Linked DNA regions of Homo sapiens: region 2 is linked to region 1. The links are chromatin contacts, found by Hi-C or POLR2A ChIA-PET in ENCODE. All regions are on one chromosome and are shown on one strand. Each heading gives the region's core, a stretch centred on a gene start or an enhancer-like site at or near the end of the contact. The rest is flanking DNA. Distances are from core to core; before and after follow the strand shown.

Region 1 (2,700 bases), core at 77-2,576:
CATTTATTGGAGAGACAGTCTTTTTCCCGTTTTGTGGTCTTGACACCCTTGTTGAAGATCATTTGTATGCATGGGGGTTGATTTCTGGGGTCTGTATTCTGTTCCATGGGTCTATGTCTGCCTGTGCTGAGACCACACTGATTTGACTACTGTATGGAATTGATTTTTAATTTCCCTTTTTTTCTCTCTCATTTTTTATCTTTATTGTTTAGATACACTTTATAGGAGCTTTCCTTGTCTTCCGATTCTGCTGTTGACGTTTGTTTTGCCACTGTAACATGTCAGTGTCCAGGAAACTTCCCTTGGTCTCGGATCGTTCTTTTTGCCCAGCAGTCTGTTTTGTTTCCTGGCTGAAATGGCTTTCCTCTTTCCTTCTCTGGGTAGTGCAATTTTTCTGTGTGCGCGTGTGTGTGTTTTGGGCTCAGCCCCTTCATTATTCTCCTCTCCCACATCCGCCTGGCATCATCGGCTCCAGACTCCAGGGATTGGAGTGTGTGTGAACATTGGAATTCTAAGCCCCATCTTCAGGCTGCTCCACTGCTTCTGAGACCCTCCACAGTTCTGCGGGGTTCATGGTTTGTCTGCTGTCGTGTTGCCTGGGCTGTGTTCTGGGGCTCTTGGATCCCAGGGCAGCCACTTGAAGCGGCCAGCCTCTCTGCAGCGGGGTTCCTATGTGGCTGAGCCGGGCCGCTTTCCAGGTGAATGCAGTCTTCTGTGGAGCCTTGGAGTTTTTCTAAGCCTTCCTGGCCAGGGTTTCCAACTGCCTCCATTTGCTAAGGTTGGTCATGGGGTATTTGAGAGGTTACGGAAAGACGCTTTGCCCCTCTTCCTGGGGTGAGGGGAGGACAGGTTCTATCGGGTGTATGGGAGGAGACAGTACCTCCTCGTTTCCTTTATTTTGAAAATGTGGCTGGATATTGTCTTGGATAGGGGTTAGGCCATATGCTGGCAAATTGTCACAGAAAGGTCTTTGACTGGCTTGTAGACCTGCTGTGTCTGACTCACCTGCTTGCCCGCACCTGACTCACCAATAGGTGAAGCAGCTGCTCTCTGGGCAGAGTCTGAGACGCAGGAGTTAGGGAGAGGAGAGGAGAGGAGCGGCTCTGAATGCTCAGTAACTCAGCCATGGGCTTTGAGAAGGCTCAGTGCAGCCTTGAGAAGTGGTGGGGGCTGCCTGTATTTCCCTGCTCACATGGGGACAGTGGAGCAGAGCTGCAGATCCCCTTGGGGGCTGGCTGGTCAGATGGGTGGGCTCCCCCTACTGCCTATGCCATGAGCCTGCAAAGACAGGGCCAGAGGGGACCGCTGTTTGCCAGACGCCAGCCCTGCTGGCCAGCCCTCCTGTGGATGCTTTATTCGTAGTCATACGGGAATTGAAGCTCCTTCCCTCTTCTGGAAATCCTAGCCCAGCCTCGAAAACGTGAATCTGGGGCTCTGGGAGGAAGGGAAGCGGTGTGGCTGGGGCCTCCTGAGAGCCCCACGCATGGAAGGGACTGGTAGGCCCAGCTGCTGTGAGTGGCAGGGAAGGAGCTCATTCTCCAGCCTTGCTGCCCCTGCAGTCCCAGCCATGGCAGGGTCTTTCCTTTTTTGTGCCTCTCTTAGTTCCACAGAGGGTTTGCAGTGTCGTGGGCCAGGCCTGGCCACACACAGAGCTGTCCTTCTAAGGGCAGCCAGGGCTCTGCAGGCCCCAGTTAGAGACTTTCCCCATCTTGTTTAGAAAGGGAAAGATGCCCCTGAGAAAGAACTTTGAGTCCCCATTTTGTGCCTTCCCCTGTGTAGTAAAAATAGCTGTGGTGTAGGGAGAGCTGAGAGCCAAGGCCAGGCACCCCCAGCTGGCTTAGGTGCAGGACTTGCCCACAGCCGGGAGATGAAGAGATCCCTTTTTTACCCTCTGACATTGGGAAAACAGCTCAGCCGCGTTTCCTCCAAGCCTCGCTGTCTGGGAAGCCCTCCTGGACCTTCCCAAAGGCACAGCTTTTGGGGCATGGTCAGGAGGAAACAGTGGTTGGTTCATACCTTTCAGAGCTCACGAAGAGGAAGGAGCAGGGATGTTCGATGCAGGAGGTTTTGTCTTCTCCCCTGTTGCGGGAAGTCAGGGACCCCAAACGGAGGGACCGGCTGAAGTCATGGTGGAAGAACATAAATTGTGAAGATTTCATGGACATTTATTAGATCCCCAAATTAATACTTTTATAATTTCTTACGCCTGTCTTTACTGTAATCTCTGAACATAAATTGTGAAGATTTCATGGACACTTATCACTTCCCCAGTCAATACCCTTGTGATTTCCTATGCCTGTCTTTACTTTAATCTCTTAATCTCATCATCATTTTCGTAAGCTGAGGAGGGTGTATGTCGCCTCAGGACCCTGTGATGATTGCATTAACTGCACAAATTGTTTGTAGAGCATGTGTGTTTGAACAATATGAAATCTGGGCACCGTGAAAAAAGAACAGGATAACAGCAATGTTCAGGGAACAAGAGAGATAACCTTAAACTCTGACCACCTGTGAGCTGGGCAGAACAGAGCCATATTTCTCTTCTTTCAAAAGCAAATGGGAGAAATATCGCTGAATTCTTTTTCTCAGCAAGGAACATCCCTGAGAAAGAGAATGCGTCCCTGAGGGTGGGCCTCTAAAATGGCCCCCTTGAGTGCAGCCGTCTTTTGTGGCTGAGCTGTAGGGATGAAATAAGCTCCA
Region 2 (2,700 bases), core at 20-2,519, 160 kb before region 1:
ATGGAGGACATTATGTTAAGCGAAATGAGGCACAGCATGACAAATATCACATGTGCTCACTCATTTGTGGGGCTAAAAACGTGAACTCATGGAGATGGAGAGTAGAATGAGATAGTTAACAGAGGCTGGGAAGGATGGTGGGTAGAGGAGATAAAGAGGGACTTGTTAATCGATACAAAAATACAGTTAGAATGAATAAGATCTAGTAGTTGGTAGCACTATACAGTGACTATAGTTAAGAACAATTTTACTATATATTTAAAAATAAGAGAGAATTGGAAACTTCCTAAAACAAAGAAATGCTAAATGCTTGAGGGGATGGATACCCCAATCACCCTCATTTGACCATTAAACACTGTATGCCTGTATCAAAACATAACATGTACCCTATAAATATGTACAACTAATATTTATCCAGAATAATTAAAAATTTAAAAACCAAAAGAGAAAAAGCAAACAGCAAGTATACCTAGTAAAGGCCTGAAATATAAAGTCTACGTGGTTTGGCAAGCCACAAAAGATATCAGCATATTATACACCCTACATAATGAAAGAATTCTGGCATTGATGCATAATTAGATAAATGGGGGAACAATTAGAAATTGAAATGCAAATGTAAATTGAGTATACTGAATTATGTAGCTGAAACCTTAAATTATTTGGTAAAAGACTATATTTTTAATAAATTTAATGGGAAATTAATAAAATATTAGAAAATTTTAAAAATAATTGTATATTTACAGTGTGTACCTGGAGAAAAATTAAACCATTGAGAGATCTAAATGTGAATGATAAAACCACAAAATCCGTAGGAAAATCAGAGATCAAAAGTACTACATAGCAAAAAAAAGAAACAAAAGAAAAAAAAAAGACATACCCATAATCAAAAGACAGTGGGAAAATTATTTACCTATATCATAGAAATGGGAAAATATGCTTAATGTATGTATAGGGCTACCTAAATAAAAGAAATCGCCGGTTCTGAAAGGATCCCTCCACGTCCAAACGACCATAGGCTCGCCCCACCTGTCAGAGAGGAGTCCTTCCGAGAAGTCCTTCCAAGGATTCCGGGTCGCGCAGTCCCGGGTGGACCGCTATGACCAATATTCTGGGGCGTGTACCTGGACGACTCCCGAGGACTCTGGGGAGTGTAGTCCACCGAGGGGATGCGACGCGCAGGGTCGCATAGCCTCCGGGCCGCGCCGAGGATGCTGGGTAGCGTAGTCCCGGCCGCGCTGAGGATTCTGGGTAGTGTAGTCCCGGGCGGCGCAGAGCGTTCCAGATCCCTGGGCGTCAGCGAGCCGTGAGATGCGTGGTCCACCATCGGTGACCTCACCGCCTCGGTTCGCCCTCAGCCGCCCCGGTGAGCTGCGCTCCTGCGGGTCCCTCTCTGCAGCGCGCCCTTCCGGCGCAGGAAGAAGGGCCGGGAAGGCCTGGGACGTGAGGGCGCTGCTGGGGCCGTAGCGCGCGCTCCTCCAGGCCCGGCGTCTCCGCGTTCTGGGGAGGGGCGGAGACCCAGGCCGCGCCTTGAAGTGGGCGGTGGGGCTGCGGCTTGCCGAGCGCCCCGGGTCTGGGCCGCCACTCAGTCTCCGTTCCCGGTTGCGTGTAGTGGCGGCTCGGGCGGTGAACAGCCCGGATTTCACAGGGGCGCCGAGCAACCCAGGTCCTCTTGTGCCAGGGTCGCCGCTCCTCGGGTGGGGACGGGCCAGCGGCCTAGCGAGCTGCCACGGGGGTCTTTTGGCCGGAGGTGGAGGGGGACTCGGCCACAGCCAGGGTCCACTGGTGGGGTGGGGGTTACAGCCATGAGACGGATGGGCTAGGTCCGACTCGGGTTCCCTCCGACTCTGATGCTCCAGACTTTATTGTGGGAGGCGGGACAGGGGAGGACTTCGCCCGCGTGTTTTGGGGAAGGGCCGCTGCTTTGGGTTGGGAGCACCCCGCCTTGGGACGATCTTCCGCGGATAGGAGTGTAGGCCGGGACCAAATGTCCTCGCACGGGCACGTCTAGACGTGTTTTGGTGGGGGGGGGGGGGGATCTGCGTGGGGCAGCGTCCGCGGGAGGTGAGGTGGCTGTGGGGACCCAGGTGGCCTCTTCCCTGGGGCCTTGCTAATGACGGCAAAATCCGGGTTCTGCCAAAATATATTTAAAAAGGTTTATTCCTAGTCAGTATGAGTGACTGTGGCCCAGGTTATTCAGCCTCAAGAGGTCCTGTGAAAGTGCCCGAGATGGTCAGGCTTGCAGGTTAATTTTATACAATTCAGGGAGACAGGAATTTCAGGTAAAGTCATAAATCAGGCTGAGCAGTGTGGCTCATGCCTGTAGTCCCAGCACTTTGGGAGGCCAGGAGTTCCAGAGCAGCCTGGGCAGCACAGCAAGACCCTGTCTCTACATGAAATTAGAAAAATAAAAAAATTAGCGGGGCGTGGTGTCCCATGCCTGTGGCCTCAGCTACTTGGGAGGCCCAGTCAGTTGAGTCCAGGAGGTGGAGGCTGTAACCAGCTATGTTGGCTGCACTGCACGCTAGCCTGGGTAACACAGCGAGATCCTGCCTCCAAAAAGAAAATCATAAATCAATAAGAGAAAGATATACACGGGTTCCTCCCAAAAAGCTGGTATATCTCCAAAGGGTTTACACCTCATGGGGGCACTTAGGGATTCTTTAGTGGACAGTTGGTTGAGAGACTTAAGCTACTGCCTGA

What was found. Hi-C counts contacts between places; a loop is a spot of excess contacts on that map. ChIA-PET counts read pairs that join two places held with the same protein, here RNA polymerase II (POLR2A). Pooled maps may share reads with other maps.
Region 2: a map of dorsolateral prefrontal cortex shows a loop between it and region 1 (1.9-fold over the local background). The contact joins the promoter of ZNF337 here to the enhancer-like site in region 1. A Hi-C loop is called at or near these places in 6 of 168 maps with a recorded cell type or tissue (HCT116, aorta, ascending aorta and 3 more) and 9 of 50 pooled maps. POLR2A ChIA-PET finds 5 or more read pairs at or near these places in 1 of 52 experiments (HEK293).

The regions. Positions count from the first base shown.
Region 1 is chr20:25,531,002-25,533,701 of GRCh38, reverse strand. All of the region lies in intron 1 of NINL (ninein like), which reads left to right. Among named protein-coding and RNA genes, the nearest start is that of NINL, 53 kb to the left of the region's middle. RefSeq lists an enhancer at 139-1,139. Within about 2 kb of position 1,326, at least 3 of the 41 ENCODE cell types and tissues checked have a DNase peak (open chromatin) inside an H3K27ac peak, as active enhancers do; they include ascending aorta and dorsolateral prefrontal cortex, where a contact is called at or near this core.
Region 2 is chr20:25,695,422-25,698,121 of GRCh38, reverse strand. It overlaps ZNF337 (zinc finger protein 337), which reads left to right and starts at 1,269. Exons shown (of 5, transcript NM_015655.4): 1 at 1,269-1,363. It overlaps LOC107985400 (a long non-coding RNA gene), which reads right to left and starts at 1,081. Exons shown (of 2, transcript XR_007067557.1): 1 at 959-1,081. RefSeq lists an enhancer at 1,756-1,865.